Linked DNA regions of Mus musculus: regions 2 and 3 are each linked to region 1. Evidence: chromatin loops called from intact Hi-C (ENCODE). Cell type or tissue: heart. All regions are shown on one strand. Each heading gives the region's core, and the rest is flanking DNA. Links, peaks and the distances in the headings are about the cores only. Region 1 holds the start of Gm33442 (a long non-coding RNA gene). Region 2 overlaps Lrrk1 (leucine-rich repeat kinase 1). Region 3 has its middle 56 kb from the start of Gm33442.

Evidence for each region. Peaks named below come from ENCODE experiments on the same cell type or tissue, not always from the same donor. Only the 100,000 strongest peaks of a DNase experiment are listed, where the experiment ranks them.
Region 2: a loop joins it to region 1, with 4 times the contacts of the local background. A loop is called at or near these places in 9 of 42 quality-filtered maps.
Region 3: it touches region 1 in a loop (2.8-fold over the local background); 8 of 42 quality-filtered maps call a loop at or near these places.

The regions. Positions count from the first base shown.
Region 1 is chr7:66,246,805-66,252,977 of GRCm38, reverse strand. It overlaps Gm33442 (a long non-coding RNA gene), which reads right to left and starts at 355. Exons shown (of 4, transcript XR_003946791.1): 1 at 1-355. In heart, for the core only: a CTCF peak has its summit at 2,726; DNase peaks (open chromatin) are centred at 2,707 and 5,097; H3K27ac peaks cover 3,144 bases.
Region 2 is chr7:66,298,360-66,304,532 of GRCm38, reverse strand. It overlaps Lrrk1 (leucine-rich repeat kinase 1), which reads left to right. Exons shown (of 34, transcript NM_146191.3): 11 at 1,766-1,878; 12 at 3,595-3,671. Among named protein-coding and RNA genes, the nearest start is that of Gm45989, 20 kb to the right of the region's middle. In heart, for the core only: a CTCF peak has its summit at 3,633 (motif pointing right); a DNase peak (open chromatin) is centred at 3,636.
Region 3 is chr7:66,193,999-66,200,171 of GRCm38, reverse strand. No RefSeq gene overlaps it. Among named protein-coding and RNA genes, the nearest start is that of Gm33442, 56 kb to the left of the region's middle. In heart, for the core only: no CTCF peak of the experiment used is centred there; DNase peaks (open chromatin) are centred at 641, 2,911, 3,471 and 5,541; H3K4me3 peaks cover 861 bases; H3K27ac peaks cover 4,783 bases.

The DNA.
Region 1 (6,173 bases), core at 782-5,781:
AACAGGGGTTTCCATCATTCACCAGAGATCCACACCAAAACCCATCACTGTTCACTCAGGTACAACTCTGGCTTTGGCCTCTAAATCAGTCCCTCTCAGGCTTGGGTTTGGCCCCATCTTTAGTTCCAGCCTCAGTTGAGTCTGTGGCAGACCTGACAGGACTTGGCATACCTTCTAGAAGATACTCTTCTATCCTCTGAGCCATACCTGGCCCCTGCTCTGGGAGTACACACTGGTTTCTAGAAGGGCACAGAGCAGATCTCCCTCAGCACAGAAGCTAGAGCTGCCCACCACACTCCTCCTCAGAAGGGCATCCTCTGAGGGGTACTGGGTTCTGTGTAGGGTGAAGCAATCCCATGTAGAACCACCACCCCTCTAACTTCAAGGACCATACCAGCCAGCCCTTCTCACACAGGACAGCCTCTGCCCAGATCTGCAGGGGAAACAGGAGGAGAGAGCAGGGGTGAAGTGGAAGAGACCAGAAAATGCCTCCTCCTCTTGAGGTCACTGCACTCTCAGATCAAGGCAGCCAGACAGTAAAGGCCTGTGAGCTCTCTATCTGAGTTGTAGTGATAAAAGTAGTTTGTTTTAAAGAGCTATTTGTTTTTATTTTATGTATACGCCCACAGACCAATCTGGTGAGAGAGTTTTCTCACTTAAGGCTCCCTCTTCCCAAAGGATTCTGGCTTGCATCATGTTGACATAAAACTAGCCAGCCCATCCAGGTGTCCGCAGAGGCCAGAAGAAGGTGTCAGATCCCTTGGAACTGAATTTACAGACAGTAAGAAGACCCTGAGTGTACACACACACACACACACACACACACACACACACACGTGTGCACACACATGCATATTTTCTCTCTCTTCCTCTCTCTTTCTCTCTTTCTCTCTCTCTCTCTTTCTCTCTCTCTCTCTCTTCCCCCCCCCTCTCCTTCCCTCCTTCCCTCTCTTTCTCCTTCACTCTTTCCCTCTGTCCCTGTCACCATTCCTCACATACAAGGCAAGCATGATGTCTTCTGTATTCCTGGGGACAAGTCATGATGTTACAGGTAGCCCACCAGTGATGAACACTCAAAGTTCATGGCCTATTCAAAGTCTTAATTCTGGCCAGTTGGGACCACACCACAAAACATGAAGTTTTTAAAGGCAGAGACCTTGTCCAGGCATCTCACTTGCAGCAGCAGCAGCAGCAGGGCCTTCGAATTGTGAGCAGTTTGAAGCAAGGAGTTTGGAGAGAAGCTAAAGTAGGTGGTTTGCCAGCCTGGTGGCAGGAGGAGGGGGGAGGCCCACACAAATAGGCAGGTAAGATGAACGGTTAGCTGGAGAAGGTTCCTCACAAACAAGCAGTCTTTTTTTTTTAAATTTTTATTATATATTTTCTTCATTTACATTTCAAATGCTATCCCGAAAGTCCCCTATACCCCCCCCACCCTGCTCCCCTACCCACTCACTCCCACTTCTTGGCCCTGGCGTTCCCCTGTACTGGGGCATATAAAGTTTGCTAGACCAAGGGGCCTCTCTTCCCAATGATGGCCAACTAGGCCATCTTCTGATTCATATGCAGCTAGAGTCAAGAGCTCTGGGGTACTGGTTAGTTCATAATGTTGTTCCACCTATAGGGTTGCAGACCCCTTCAACTCCTTGGGTACTTTCTCTAGCTCCTCCATTGGGGGCCCTGTGTTCCATCCAATAGCTGACTGTGAGCATCCACTTCTGTATTTGCCAGGCACTGGCATAGCCTCACAAGAGACAGCTCTATCAGGGTCTTTTCAGCAAAATCTTGCTGGCATATGCAATAGTGTCTGCGACAAACAAGCAGTCTTTTTGGGGGGGGGCGGTCGAGACAGGGTTTCTCTGTGTAGTCCTGGCTGTCCTGGAACTCACTCTGTAGACCAGGCTGGCCTTGAACTCAGAAATCTGCCTGCCTCTGCCTCTGGGATTAAAAGCATGCACCAACACGCCCAGCCAAACAAGCAGCCTTAACAAAGGCTAAGTTAGCTAGCATACCCTGACCTTCAGTTTCTAGACTACAGTTGGGTAGTTTTCCAAGGGACGCTCCATCAAGGAGATAGGATTCTAATTAGACCTGGAATCAGCCTCAGCCAGAAGACAAGATGGCGGAGCCTCTGTGCTGCTTTGCCCCGTCACAATGGAGGGAAGAAACTTTGATCCAGAGACTAGGCTATGTGGGTTTTTCTGCCTCAGCTCCTGCACATGGCTGCTCCTATCAGAGGGACCCCAGGCAACGAGGCTCTGTAGAGAAACACCATTGCTCCAAAAGGCACGGGCTGTGGACAAGATTGCACCAAGGCTTCCCTTACTCCCCAGGCCTCAGGAAGGGGACACACTGAAGCTACAGCCTGGAACTAGGAGGAAGAGTTCCCAAATGCCAGAGACACAGAACGATGAGGCCTCAATGGAGGTCAGGGCTTCCTTATGGCCAAGTAAACATGCCACGCTTCCAACTGGACCCCGTCGTGAAAGCTCTCCTGAGCTCTTAGCCGACTGTGATAGGAGCTCAGGGAAATAGTACAGCCTCCCCCCAGCAGTGACCAACACGGTGACCATGATGGCCAGCAGGTGGACTTGGCCAATAAACAAGATGTGCTTCCCTGGGGCCTAGTAGGGAGGAAGGCCGTAGGTGCCAGCCTCCTCAGCCTGGTCCTCCCAACATCAGCCCTGCTCTTCCCTTGGTCAGTTCTCTGGAGCAGTTTCCTCTCCAGAATCCAGGGGGCGCCCGTATGCAACAGCCCAGCCTGTCTCAGCTGTGCAACCTATCTAAACAGGATAGAGCCAGCTAAGAAATGTTTAACTCTGGATTTGTGGCTCCTCTAAGAAGGGTCTGTGGACTTCATGAGTTGACTTTACCACGTGTGAACTCTTCTGGGGAAGAAGGAAACCTTGTGACTATGTGCGGAGTAGGTGATCAGGCAAACAAGGAACCAGAAAAGCCCTGCGTGCCTGGGGGCCAGATTATGGGGGAGACGACATGGAACTTTCTACTTGGTGTTTTGCATTCCATGTGCAATAAGGAAAATGTTAAATGTGTCTTGGCTTTTTCATATCACAGGCTTCTGCAGTCTGTCTCCCTCTCTCCTCCCCACTCTGTCCCTATAGTCTATCTCCTTCCCACCTCCTCTGTGTATGTGTGTGTGTGGGGGGGAGTATATGTCTGTCTTTCTGTCTGTGTCTGTCTGTCTACCTATCTGTCTGTCTCTCTGTGTGTGTCTGTCTCTGTCTCTCTGTATATGTGTGTGTGTGTACCTGTCTGTCTCTATGTATGTCTGGCGGTGCCTTTCTCTCTCTCTCTCTCTCTCTCTCTCTCCACGTGTGTCTGTCTGTCTCTGTCTGTCTGTGTGTCTGTCTCTCGTGCTCTCTGTGTGTGTGGTATATGTCTGTCTGTCTGCCTATCTGTCTGCCTGTGTGTGTTTTGTGTCTGTCTGTCTCTGACTTTGCCTGTCTCTCTGTATGTGTGTGTACCTGCCTGTCTCTGTCTCTGTCTCTGTCTCTCTCTCTCTCTCTCACACACACACACACACTCACATACACACTCACAGAGAGAGAGAGAGAGAGAGAGAGAGAGAGAGAGAGAGAGAGAGTGTATGTGTGAGTTTCCAGACAGAACTCCAGAACTCGCTCCTAGAAGTGCAGGAGCACCAATCCCCATAGCTCACCTCCTTGCTTTGCTTTCTTCATCAAAGCTCCTTAGGACATCTCAGCCCACATGGAAAGCAGCAGGTGTGTCTGTATGTCACTCTCATGGCAGCCACGTGGAAATTACCCTGCCACTGAGAACCAGGCCCTCAGCAAGCAGGGATGGAATAGTAAGCAGCTCTGTCCCTAAGCCCCTAAGTCACACATACAAAAGGGAGGCTCCTGGATTCTCTGCAGACCCCATATAGCCTGACTCCAGGAGGGGGCTCTGCCTGGATTACCTCATCCCAGAACCACACACTGAGATCCAAGACAAAAGTCCCAAAGTCATAGAGAGACGCAGGCTGGCCAGGCTAAAATACTCCATTCAGCTCCATGGTCCTTAGAGCTCCAATTTACCCCGAGCTTACCCAGCAATGGTGCAAGAGAAGTGGAAGAGCCCACCCTGTGCTCCAGGGGCGTGTAGAGAGCCTCCCCAGCAGCCTCTAAGGTGAGAAGAAGGCCAAAGAAAGGCTAGGCCAGGCCTGTCTGTCCATGTCTGAGGCCAACTGAGAAGGGAGCCCAAAGAGCAATGCTGACTCCCACAGATTCCCCTACCCCACCATGCCTCTGTCTAGAGACAGATCTCTGTATATTCCCACTTTGGGCTTGTAACTTTCCCATAACCCACAGAATATGGTATAAATGAAGGGGTATGACTCTAAAATTCAGTCAGAAAAGGCAGTGGGGCAGGTACTCCCCTCTGAAGCTCTAAGACCCCAAACAGGTAGTCTGGCTAGGCTGAGGCCACCACCCTGAGAGGAAACACTCACCACAGAGAGGCCACATGAGGTGAGAGGGACCACCCACCACAGAGAGGGGCATGGAGGCATCTGGTCCCAGATAAGAGCCAGCACCAGGAGGTAGGATAAACACAGATGGAGACATCTTCAGAACATTCTACTCAGGACTTCTCAGCCACAGCCAGGTTATGGGCTGAGACTTCACATGTTACATGGCAGGGGTTAGTCACTCCTACTCTGTCCAAGTCCCAGGCCCACAGAAACACAGTACAGAAAGAGTTGTCACACACTAAGTTCTGGGATACAGACAACAGAGGCGTTCAGAAGGCCAATCAACTTTCTACTTTCATAGATGTTCTAGAGAACTGAGAAGCCAAGGGTTATGATGGTCATGCCTATTTAGCAGGTAAGGACCTAGGCCTAGAGTCTTGAGTACTGTGTCTTGGGGACAAGTGTATCCCGGAGCCAGCACAGTTCAGGCACAGGAAACCATGAGCAGCAGGCCCTGCCTCACAAAGCTACTACTCTGTCCTCTCAGAGGGGCACTGGCAAGTTTGCCAGCTGAGCTGGAGGCTGGATTTGCCAGGCTGTGTTCAATGCATCTGGACCCAATGGATGAATGGGAATCTTGAGTCACAGGTTACTACGGCAACCACCAAGCCCCAGGAGAGCCAAGTGCAGACTACTGAGCTATGAGCTGGTGAACTTGGAGTGAAATTCACCTTGGCTTTGCCACTTGGTTCCGGCCCAGGCTGTTGCTGGGACTCTCTTCTCCATCGGCCACTTTGATACTTTGGGAGTAGACAAATGGAAGTTTCCAGGAAAAAGGAAAGGATGTCAGGCAATCTCTCTGGCTGTGGGGGTGGGGCTGGCAGGATGCTATGCAATCTGGGCAAGGCTCCCAGCTCCGGGGTCCAAATGGCCAGCAGTGGCCAAGGCCATGGTGGTCAGCCACTTCTCTCATTGGTCACTAGACTATCTGTTTTCAGGCAAGAGCCCCTGGGAAGCCGCAACACAGGCGCTTTTATTCTAGCTGCTGAGATGCCAGCCAGGGGACAAAGGGGCAGGAGAGGCCCCTGAGGTGTGGGTTTGTCCTCTCAGAAAGTGGGGCCGGAAACAACCTTCACCTACCCCTATCCACACTGTGCACATGGGAAACAAAGGCCCAGAGAAGCCGCCAGCCCGAAATGTGTCGTTGCCAGGGGCAACCTGACCACAGCGCTGACCAGCCTGGGAAAAAGCTGTTATTCTCAGCGGGGGTGGGTGGGTGTTTGTTTTGTTTTGTTTTGTTTTATTTTTTTTTTTTTTATAAAACGTTGGGTCAGATCAGATTTTTAAAATGCTGCTCCAGGACGTGGTGTTGCCTGAACACCACGTGAAAAGGCCGATCCTGGCAGAAAGGGTTCATGGATCCACTTGGAGAAAAACTCTCACAAACTGCGAGACACTGGCATGGGACTCCTATATCACTAACAGCGAGTCTGTCTGTCCTGTCTGTGTCTGGGTTTGGTCTGTGCTGCTGGTGGATGAACATGGAAACCCCCCCACACACACACACACACTCCTAGCTCGCAGGAGAGACCAGAATGCAGCTCACCTTTGACCTGCACCAGGCCAGCTGTGCCAGGGGTACATGAATGCAGTGCCAGGCAGGCGTGGCAAAAGTATGAGAGAGCATGGGCAGCCGTGCAGAACAGATCAACGGATAAGCAGTGAGTTCAATCACACAGGGCAA
Region 2 (6,173 bases), core at 715-5,714, 52 kb before region 1:
CTGTAAGACCCTGTGAGACCCAGAGCAAGGGATTGCTAACTGTTCACCAAAAGCATTAGGGCACTCCCTGTAGGGCCTGGTGGTGACTCACAGACCACATTGCCTGGGAAATGAGACCATGTTTAAACACCCAGGTGCAGCCCCTAGCAATCGCAGACAAGCTGCTCAGATCATCCAGAAGGCCAAAAGACAGCAAGCATCCCTTCAACATGCGTATCGCAGAAAAGAAGGGCTATCAAGTCATAGGCTCCCCTAAGCAAGCATGGGACGAAGGAAGAAACCCACTTGTATTCATGGCTAGGTGAAATTAAAGCGCTGTTGAATGAGAACCCTTGTCACTGGTGCCCACAGTGGCTAACTGGCCACGCCTTCTTACCATTTTACCACTTCCCTATTCTGAGGCTATCCCTCACACCAGCGCCTCGCAGTATAGCTTAGCCAGCAAAGAGGGATGGAGACGCGTTGAATCTCAACACTATGTTCTGTAAAATTCCTGTTTTCCCCTGGTCTCTTTCTTCATATTGGGAACTGAGCAGAGGTCTTCACATCCCAGCCCAGGCCCTGGGCTAATCACTCGGGGAAGCTTTTATAGAAATGCAGAGGGTGGCAACCATTCTGGCCATGGTGACTCATGGCATCAACAAGGGAAACCGAAACACACAGGGGGCTTAATGCGGTACAGCTATGTGGTGGGTCTCTTGGGCCACATAGATTGTAGGTGGATCTGTGTTCATGTCACCAAGAAAAGTGAAGGTGTGTCTCTGCTGCTCTCATTAAGGAAAGACATCTTCCAAGGGAATAGCCCCACCCCCACCCCGTAGGCCTGCATACAGCAAAGCGTGTGGATGAATTGTGTGTGTGGAGATCCCAAGGGGTCCAAACTGTACAACTGAGGTCACTCAGTGGGCCTGAATACGGCAAGGCACACAGGGATGAGTTCCCTATGTGCGGACCCCAGGGAGCCCATCCTCGGCTTCTGAGGACATGTGGCTAAGGCAGATCAGGTCACCCATTGTCTTGTCTCTCTGGGCACCGCCCAAGGAGGAAGTACCCAGTGGTGCTCTGTGTACTCCAGGCAGACACCACTAACCACGACTCTTAAGAATCTTTGGTCTCAGACCCTGATATAGCTGTCTCCTGTGAGGCTTTGCCAGTACCTGGCAAATACAGAAGTGGATACTCACAGTCATCTATTGGATGGAACACAGGGCCCCCAATGGAGGAGCTAGAGAAAGTACCCAAGAGCTGAAGGGGCCTGCAATCCTATGGGTGAAACAACAATATGAACTAACCAGTACCCCCAGAGCACGTGTCTCTAGCTGCATATGTAGCAGAAGATGGCCTAGTCGGCCATCATTGGGAAGAGAGGACCCTTGGTCTAGCAAACCTTATATGCCCTAGTACAGGGGAAAGCCAGGGCCAAGAAGTGGGAGTGAGTGGGTAGGGGAGCAGTGCGTGGGTGGGGGATGTTTAGGAAACTTTTGGGATAGCATTTGAAATGTAAATGAAGAAAATATACAAGAAAAAAAAAAGAATCTTTGGTCTCAGGCCTTTATAGTCCCTCTAGTCTACAGTTCTCATTGACCTTGAGGAAAAGTCTAAATGCATTGTTCATCTCTGCTTGAGAGGATCTGGGGAGTTTCCTAAGTAGAAGTAGGCTGGGATTGTTTGGCTGTACATTGACAGGGAGCCTGCCAACCGTCATGACAACTTTTCCCTTTCCATGTGTAACATCATCTTTCCCCCTCTCTCCTCCCTCTTTCAGGCCCTCATGTTCTTGAGGTTACAGGGAAACCAGCTGTTGTCGCTGCCACCTCAAGAGAAGTGGACCTGCACCCAACTCAAGACCCTGGACCTCTCCAGAAACCAGCTCGGCAAGTAAGCAGTGGGCCTCTTTACCTCTGGTGTATATAGAACCACAGATGATATGTGTTGGACAGCACCAGAGCCAAGCTGCTGTATCCCACTTAGGGTGGATGAAATACTCCTATAAAACAGTTGCTCAGCAATATGAAGGCTGCAGATCTGAGACCAGGGTGCCTCCTGAGACCTCCCTCCTTGACTTGTTAAAGATCAAGGCTGTTATGGGGCTTGCCTTTAATTCTAGCACTCAGGAGGCAGATCAGGTGGATCTCTGAGTTCAAGGCCAGCCTGGTCTACAGATGGAGTTCTAGGACAGCCAGGGCTACACAGAGGAATCCTGTCCTAAAAAACAAACAAGAAAGTGGCCATCCACATATATCTCCATGATCTTTCTCTTTACGGTTGTTGTTGTTGTTGTTGTTGTTGTTGTTGTTGTTGTTGTTGTTTGGACACCATCTATATTAGAGTAGGGAGCATTCTAAAGAGCTCATGCCAACATAACCACTTTCTTAAAGACCCTAATTCATGAATGACCTTATTCAGAAATGCTTGGAATCAGAAGGTTTTCAAATTTTAGATGTCTCTGGGATTTTTGAAGTATTTGGATGTATCCCGGACATCCCGAGATGGGACCCAAAGCTAAATACAGACTAGTGTGTGTGTGTCACAGGCCCCCAACAGCATTTTTAGCATGCCTGAGTTTTAACTGTGACATGGCTCTGAGGTCAGGTCTGGAATGTTCTCCTTTGAACACCACACCAGCACTCACAGGGTTAGTCTTTGGGAGGCATCTGGATTCTAAACTTTTGGATTAAGGGTACTACTGTGTGACTACTATTCTCCTGGGGAGAAAAGACCAAACATGTTTCCCTGTATGGGACACTTGATGACAGAGCACAGATACAGTCCCACCAAGTCTGGCTTGAAGAAGTGACGACTGTGTTGGGGTTACTTTCGGGACTCAGGGTGAGTCAGAGGCACCCCAAGCATAGGTGCCAACCCACAAAAGCTGCATCCTGCCTACCTTAGCTCCACCCATAGTCAACTCTTACCCAGCAACGGGGGTTCCTTGTATAGCCTGCAGGGATTGAGGGTTTGTGAATGATAGAATTTTCCCAAGCTTCCTGAGACGTAGGAGTTTCTCTTTTCCCTCCAGGAAGAGGGAATAGGTACACCACAGAGTATTCCAATACGTATTCCCAGCTCCAAAATCCTGAGAGAAGGATTCCAGGCGACATCATACAGCCCTCGAGCGGGACCTTCCAGCTGTAATTGTTGCAGACTCCTGAACATCCTGTCTCTCACTTCAGCCTAGACTAGAAGTCTATAAATTCTTTACCAGCTACTAATGTGTTCATAGGTGGAATAAAATGTATCCATCCAATGATAGATGAATGGGTTGAAAATGAGCCCTGGAGAGCCCTGCCCCTTGGGGTCACTGGCTGATGGTTACTCTGTAATCGCTAAATAGAACACATACCCAAAGCACCTGCTTGAAGCTAGAAAGCCTGAGAATGTGATAATGACTGTGACCACTAGATTATCCTTCCTAATGGCTTCTTCCAGAAGGCCCCCGAGTTCCCTCATACAAACTGCAGGAAGGCCCAAGCACATGCTGATAGAATTTACTGCCTTCTCTGTGGTTCTATGTGATGTAGTCAGAGCTAGTATACTCCAAGTCTTTGTCATGCTTGGCCTCAAATTTCTGAGTGTTCTCTTTCCCCTCCACAGAAATGAAGATGGGCTTAAAACAAAGAGGATCTCCCTGTTCACCACCAGAGGGCGCCAGCGTTCTGGAACTGAGACAGGTGTGTGCTGGGCTGGGGAGACCATGAGATCCTCCTGTCTTGTATCCAAGTCGTTATGTTGAGCTTTGCCTTTCCTTTCCCGGTTGAAATGTCAGAGATGTTCATGGTCAGCTGAAAGGTCTGTCAGTGTAAATGGTGACTGTTAACCGTGTGTGTGTGTGTGTGTGTGTGTGTGTGTGTGTGTGTCTGTGTGTGTCTGTGTGTGTGTGTGTGTGTGTGTGTCTGTGTGTCTGTGTGTGTCTGTGTCTGTGTCTGTGTGTGTGTGTCTGTGTGTGTGTGTGTGTCTGTGTGTGTGTGTGTGTGTGTGTGTGTGTGTGTGTGTGTGTCTGTGTGTGTGCGTGCCTATGGCCCTAACTCCCCATCTGGAGCCCAGCAATGCTAATAGCTAACTGCCTAAACTGTAGACACAGGAGTCTCAGTCCACACGTAAAGTAGGAAATGTCATCTATGTTGCATATGAGAAAACCAAGTGCAAAACGCAGATCAGAGACAATTGGCATTTGCATCACCTCAGACTGATAGTTGTTTGTGTTAACAACATAGAAAGTCCCCTCTGCTAAGAAATGTACAATTAGTTCTCGGGTGCAGTCATCCTGCTGAGCTATAGAACACGAGAGGTTTTCTTCCAGGCTATCCAGGGGGCACCCCAGCACCCACCATCCACCCCCTCTGCCCCCATTACCCCTGCATCTCCCTGGGTTCCACTAACCACTATTCTAGCCTCTACCTCTGTCAGATCAACTTTTGATCAAATCTGAGACTCTAAAGCCAACTACACCTTCAGAATGTCCATCGGGACAAGAGCATAAAACAAGGGCGAATGTGTAGGCCATTTTAAACAGACTAGCTCCCTTCTCTGCCTTGAAGGAGTGAATGTGAGCAGAACAGGTTCTGAGAGGTGAGGCTGAGAAATGCCACAGAGGCCAAGATGAGTTTGCAAGAAGTGAACGCCATAGGCCATACCCATGCTGCACTCTGTGGGCTGCAGTGTGTGTGTGTGTCTGTGTGTGCACATGCATACACGTGTTTACATGCATGTCTATATATGTATACACACAGTGAACTTCTTGATCAGTCATGTATGTAGGTTTAATATGAACAAGAAATACTGGTGGAAGAAAATTCAAAAATAGATATGAGTAAATGCAGTCTACCCTACAGTATCTGTGAAATCAACATCTGTGAGATCAAACAACTGCTGACAGGAAAGTCACATTCGTACCAAACCTGCACACTTTTCTCTAGTCCCTAAACAGCACAGTATAATAGCTGTTCCCGCAACATCCACAGGCTCAGACAACACAAGGTATCTAGAAACGATTTGAAGGCTAAGCAGGATGTGTGTGGGTTCTTGCATGGATTTTGGTGGCTGTTGTAGAGGGGGCATTCTGGAACCAGCTCCTCAGAGTTCCTGAGAGATAACTATGTACAAATTTAATATATGGCAAAGTAATTACAATGCCAAGCATATGACATTGTAATTTAGTAAAGAAGACTTGTTTTAGCAAATAGTGTTGGTGTGATCAGCTATGAGGGATCACAGTGCTAGTGACCCTGCCTGATGCAGGTGATAGCAATGCCCATGTGGACAGCAGGCTTGCATTTAAAAAATAAATAAATAACACTTTAGAAGACATGGGTGTAGTCTGGGGCTGGAAAAAAAAAACCTTTAAAAGCTGACTGGGAAATATTTTTCATTTTATTTTATTTGTATATATGGTCTCACACTTTAGCCTAGGCTAGCCTAGAAACTCACTCTGGAGTCTCAGTGTCAATTGTCCTGCCTCAGCCTCCCATGTGCTGAGATTATAGGTGGCCTAAATATTGGCTTTGCAAAAAACTAGCAAACTTTATTATGCAAAAGACATTACAGACAAAGGCTTAAAACAGACATTCTGAGAATCACTTCCCATAGAAATCACTGTGGCACAGATTGGCACACAAGTCCCTAATATGCCAAGAGTGCTTCTAATTTGTGTGTGTGTGTGTGTGTGTGTGTGTGTGTGTGGTCATGATAACCTCATAAGAAAAAAAATGGCAACAAAAAATAAAGTTTGGAAAAATAGATCCAAACATCCAGTAGACAGATGCAAATATATACTGTCATGCTAATAGGAAAGTGCAGTTTATGAATTTTCATAATAGGGCCTTTTTGTTTTGTTTTGTTTTGTTTTGTTTTCTGGATGCAAGTATAGGACCCAAGGCCCAAGGCACGCTAGGCAAGTAGCCCACTAAGCCATCCTTCAGCGAAGCTGGTCCCTCTATAGATGAAGGCCCCTCAGCCTTGGGAAGTTGAGTGCAGATATAGGGGATCTCACTTGGAAACAAAGAGAAACAAACACCATCTTCTCCCCAGTGCGAAGCAGGGCAGAGGACAGGGGCATGGGCTGGGAACAGTCGCTTGAGCCATTTGCTGGAGGCCAATTATGTGTGCCCTGCTTTCCACTCAAATATGTGGGATCTTTCTGGGGACCAAGGTGATGTAGGCACATCGCTTAGCGG
Region 3 (6,173 bases), core at 565-5,564, 53 kb after region 1:
TGTGTGTGTGTGTGTGTGTGTGTGAAACCAAACGCATCTTTTAGTAACACATTTCCAAACTAGGTCCGTTGATACTTAGACCATCACACTCTCAAAGGATCCCAAATTCACCAACAGGAAGCTGTGTGACACCCCCCCCCAGAAGGCCTACACCTCATAGGTGATTACAGAAAATAACACACAAGTGGAACTAGGGGTGTAGCTCAGTGCAAGAGCCCTTGCCTACAAGAGGCATAGGACCACACTGAGTTCTATCTGGAGCACAGAGAGAAAGTGGGAAGTGGGTAGGAGTGTGTGTGTGGGAGGGGGTGTGTGTGCAAAGAAGAACTCCTAGAGGCAGGATCAACTCGATGTAGCCAGCAATGGCTGCCCGGACCCTCCAGGAGCTGAGCAGGCCCTGGGAGCTCTGGAGCTGTTCCTTGCTGGCCAATCTGCAACCACGGGCAAGGCACATGCTGCCCTCCTGTCCTCACGTCCTGCCCTTGTGGAGGCTACCATTTCATTTTTTACCTCTGACCTAGGGTGTTGGAGCACACAGCTGACCTCTGTGGGTGGGGCCTGCCACATAGCCTGATCAAGGCAGCAGAATCAGCCTGACCACTTGCCTTGAGAGACACTGCCTTCTCTGCACATGGGAGACCAGGCCTGGCAAGTGCTGACTCACAAGGGGGTGGACTGTGTGGCAGACTGCCTGCAGCCATCCAGGCCTTCTCCCTTTCAGGCTGACGGAAGCCCTGTGGGGAAGGAAGCTAAATGTGCCTGTCTCCAATTCTCATTTCTCAATTAGAAGCCCCATGGCCCTCGCCCAACCAGTGAAATACAGGTGAAAGGCTCTGAGGAGAGACTCTCGTCTAAATACAGGCTCAGCACTTTGCTGGAAAAAAGACCGTCTTTGTTCTCCTGCCTCCTTCTCCCTCCCTCTTCTTCCTGCCTGGAGAGGCAATGTGATGATGGTGATGGAGGGGCTGTCTTTTGACTGTGTGATATGAAGGAATGATGGCTGCCAGCCTGAGGCAGCCAGCAGGCTGAGGAGAGTTAAAGAGGTGTGAGATGGTGGGGCATAGAGGGAGGGCCTGGCTGGGAAAGTCAGGGGTGCCTGACTCTCAAAGAATCAAGGTAGAAGGTACTGAGAAAGAGAGGCCCATGGCCCATGGGAACAGAGAGGACACGGAGATGGGAAAGTCCTTTATTGTTATTTTTAAATTATCATTTATTTGGGGAGGCTGGTGGATGCGTGCATGCATACTTCAGTGCGTGTGTGGAAGTTAGAGGGCGGCTCTCAGGACTAGACGTCTCTCTCCTTCTACCAGGTGGGCCTGAGGATCAAACGGAGCCCACCGGGCTTGAGAGCAAGCAGCTTTACCCACTGAGCCATCTCGCCGGCCCCAAAGTCCTCTACTCATTATTTGAAATAGGGGAAACCATCATCGTGGAGAGTCACAGAGCAAAACACCACACACAGGAAATTCTTCCCATCTTGTTAAGTGGGCGAAACATGAAACCGAAATTTAAGTCGGCCTTGAATTTGCATGATGTCAGTAAATATTAGGCTCCTTATTTGGCCGGGCAGGTTGGGTTTTCGTAAATAGGGATGTGGGCCTGAAGATGGTGTGTTCTCAGGCAGCCCTCTGGAACTCAGAGGGAGTCCCCAGGGGAAACCAAACACAATAGCGCCTACTTCATCATCAATGTTACACACGATCAGTTTCAGCTAAAGAATATTAAACAGAAGATTCCAATTTTTTCTTTGCAAATAGTGTTCATTACAGTCTTTTTTTTACTTATTATTTTTTTTATTAGTAATCATTATTGTTCATCTCTACCTGTGCCTAACTTTGAAATTAAACTCCATTATAGGTATATATATATATATATATATATATATATATATATATATATATGTGCTGAGTGCACAGGCTCCTGACCATCTGTGGTTTCAGACCTCTCGCAGGGGGTGAGTGGGGACTGCTGAACTCAGTCTGGAACCCCAGGGCCTTCTGACAACATGACAGAACTGAGAACAGAGCCTCAGACAGCTCAACCGGAGAAGCCCAGTGGGCAGCTGAGGGCTGGGAGAGTGGGCAGGAGGCACAGAACCACAGCTCTGGGAGGATGCTGGCTCTACATTCAGGATAACACTTACAGAACTAAAGGGCATGAGGGAGAGGTGAGGACTAGGGAGGGAAGCTCACATCCCCTCTGCACCCCAGATGGCCAGAGAGGTCATAGCCGCTGTTGTCCTTGAATGGGATGGAGCTTGGAAGTCCTCAGCGTCTTCAGGGCTTATGCTTCCGTGTCACAGACACCGCACCCAAGGCTTACAGAGCTAGAGCCATTGGCCAGAGCTAGCTTCAGTGTGATCCACATCTATTGGCTTTGGAGCCCCCACTCTACCTCCAGCTTCTTTGGCACCCATGAATTTCTTAAGGTGGCACCAGCATGCAGCCATCACTCCACAATGCTGAGAGGCTCTGGGATGTGGTCATGTGACCCTTGGGTGCTGGAGCTAGCTCATCATAGCTTGACTCTCAGTTCTCATTGATTGTGTGACCTGAGGTCATTTTTCAGCCTCTATGGATGTGTACTTTGGTTTCCTCCTCTATTTTTTTTTAAGCATGAAGGGAGTAGCCTCTTCCCCACAGCTCAGAGTTAAGCAGTACAGTCTAAGGATGGGCGCTGCGATGTTATTTTGTCACTGTTGCTGGTGTGAAGATATGCGGTTTAGGGGACCAGCCTGGGAAAGCAGCTTGAACCTGCCCACTTGAGAAGCCCCAAACCTGATCTCTGACACCCCAGCTCTACCCCTTCCTGGAAGTGGCTTCTGTTTAGACTCTCTTTTCTGAAGGTTCAGGCACAGGCTTTTCTCAGCTCTGGTCCCCACACACCCTCCCACCCCAGAGGAAGCAAAACTACCCCTGGTCAAGTCCCAGGTGGGGCTTCCTCTGGGTGGATTCCAGGCCAGCCTCCACAGCGTTGGCTGCCTCTGCCTGAAGCCATGTGTGGGCCCAAGGGCTAGCAGGCTTCCTCCCCTGAGCCCTGTCTGTTCGGAGTGCACAGTGGTTGAATGGTGGGTGGGGTGCCTGCCCTGTCCGTCTATAGGTTGTGATCTAACTCCACTGCCAGTCTCTTGTCTAGGCTGGACCCAACTCTCCTGACCCCACTGGCTCCTGGTGGGTCCAGCTGGGCTGCACGGAGGTACACCCTTTGGGCTATGTCATAGGATGCTACAACCATTCCTACCTATCTATACCCAACAGTCTACAGCGGGGAGCCTTGGGATGGTGGAGATGAGGGGCCTCTGGGTAGTGGAACCTTTGGTTTTATTCCTCTCTCACAGAAAGGCAAGCTCTAAGACGACGAAGTCCCCGCCCTGCCCAGCCCTCCGACTTCCCCAGCCCCAAGTTGTACAACAGGCACTTGAACTGCCAGAAACAGTCCCCAGATAACCTTATCAGCCACCCAGCCACAGAGCCTCTCTGCCGCGCCAGCCACCCACAAAAATAGAGCTGCTGATTAGAACCTTCCAGAAACACAGACACTGGAGCCTTCCAAAAGCTGAAGAGACATCCTGGCGTGTTCTGAAGCCCTGCTCTATCTTAAAGCAGCACGAAATATTTATTCTGGGGGTCTTCAAATCAACTCTCAGGATTTGTGGAAGGAAATTTGCCAACTACCTTTTAAAAAACACCAAAAAAAGTATCCCTCTTCTTTAAGTTCTTTAACTACCACTTCTGATAGTATAGTTTAAAGAAATAATAGGATGGAAGGAAAAAAGTACTAGTTAAGGTTGTCCGCCCATGGATTCATCAGAGTTCCTAAGCTTAACCTGAAGATGACATCATGCCCAAAAATGGGAGGAGGAAGGGAGAAAGGGGGAGGGAGGGAGAAGAGGGGGGGATTGAAGGAGGAGAATCAAGGAAGAAAAGAAGGAAGGAAGTTAGGATAGGAAGGAGGATAGATTCATGGCAACCTACCCTACTGTGTCCCAGATAGCTCTTAGAGCGTTAGTGACAGGGCTTATGGAGAGATGACTGCATGGGTAAGAGGATTCACTGTGGAAGCATGGGAATTAAACACAGATGCCAGCAGCCACAGAAAAAGCTGAACATGGCTATGTGAACAGTGACAACCCCAGCCATGGAGGGTGTGGAAACAGAAGGAGTGAGTTTTCTGGCTGTCAATCTAGGTCCTGGCTTAGTTCAAGAGGACAAGGGGAGGTGATAGAGAAGGACACTTGTGCCCTCTTCTTCTGGCCTTCACACATGTACACATGTACATGAACATAAATATACTCTATCTCTCTCTCACAGACACATAGTTTTAAAATATTTATTTTAATTATCATGTGCATGAGAATTTGCATGTATACATATAGGCATGCATGTACGTGCACCATATGTGTTCACAGAACTCAGGGGCCAAAGGATGTTATATCCACCTGAAAAAGGAGTTACAGGTAGTTGTGAGTCACCATATAGGTGCTGGGTACCCAAGCACCCAGTGTTTTTAACTGCTGAGCCATCTCTCAACAACCGTGTGTGTGTGTGTGTGTGTGTGTGTGTGTGTGTGTGTGTGTGTGTCTATATTTGTGTATCTGTATGTCTCTGTGTGTCTAGATCTGTGCCTGTGCATCTGTCTGTGTCTGTGTGTATTTCTGTGTCTGTGGGGTCTGTGTATGTATGTGTCTATGTGCGTCTGTGCATGTGTGTGGATGGGTGCATCTGTGTCTGTGCATGTGTGTGCGTTCACAGCAGTCAGAGGAGGCCATCAAGTGTCTTGTGTGATCTTTATGTCTCATTCCCCTGAGTCAGGGTCTATCACTAAATGTATAGAGAGACTGGTATCCAGCAAGCCTCAGCCATCTCCGTTTCTGCTCCACAACACAGTCAGACCTGGATTTTTATTCAGATCCTGATGCTGCTGTAGTGCCCACTCCTGCTCGCTGAGCCATCTCTGTACCCCACTAACAGATTTTAAAAAGTGAAATCATGCCATTGACCAAGCAGAGCAAGTCTTCCCTCCTGCTCCCCCAGTTTTTTAGCAAAGGTCCCCATTTAGCCTGTGAAGACCATAGAGTCATAGGGACCAGGACTTTAGAGTCACAGTGGCTTGGGCACGCAAATGCCTGTGCTTGGGAGGCAGAGGCCAGGACATCTCTGAGGCCAGGCTGAGCGTGGGGTCATCCAGGTGCTTTACACACACACCCCACTTCCAAACTGGGCCACTGTGCCTACACTGAGCTGCACACAGGACCAGCCTTGTGGACCCTGAGGAAAACTCCTGCCCTATCCCCTGCCTCCCCGTTGGCCATAGCTCTTAGTAGAACCACTCCCTTGTGCATGATTCCCTTCAAAGACACAGCACAACCCCACCCCCACCCCCCAACTGACTCACCCACACCAGTGGCTCCCATGGGACCCTCTGGCCCTCTATGACACCTGGAGGCGGCTTCCTCTTCCTGAGGCGGGGGTGAAACCCCTCTAGGGAGAACACAGCTGCAAAAGAGCCACAGCAGACTACCAAGACACCAGGTCAATTGTCCCAGCTTACTCACCTTTCCCTACCTCCCCCTGGAAGCCTCTGGGGAGCAAGATTCCTTCACCTGCCTGCTTGGCCTCTGCCCCAACTGCCTGAGGGTGTGGGTGGAAGAGGATGCTGAGGCTGCTCTGGAGACCTGGACAGGAAGGAAGCTCCTGGCAAAGGATGCCTGGTCTCTTAAACTCACCTACCACCCAAGGTGCAGATCCTGATCCAAAGCAGGAGCTATGGGAGTGAGGACATGTGAAAAACAGTCTCCCTAACTCTGCCTGCTGTGTCCCTGGAGGGTGCCACCATTCTCCAAGCGGACATGAGAGAGAAGTAGGAGCTGAGGGGGTTCAAAGTAGAAGGACAGGAAGATGAGCACATGGGGGGGGGGGGGAGATGGAGAACCAAGTAGGAAGACGTGCATCAGTCACAGTGTCCTCTGTCGCCAGTGACAGAAACTGATTCAAACCAGTGCTTGAACCCACAAGGAGGTGTGGGGAGGAGAGAAGGAGAAAGAGAGAGAGCAGCGCTATTAGCTTTCATCCCAGGACTGTCCGGTTTCAGGAATGGCCGGATCCAGGGACACTGTTCTCTGTTTACGTTCCTTATCTTGACTTGTCTTTTATCTGGGTGTTAACCTTCCATTT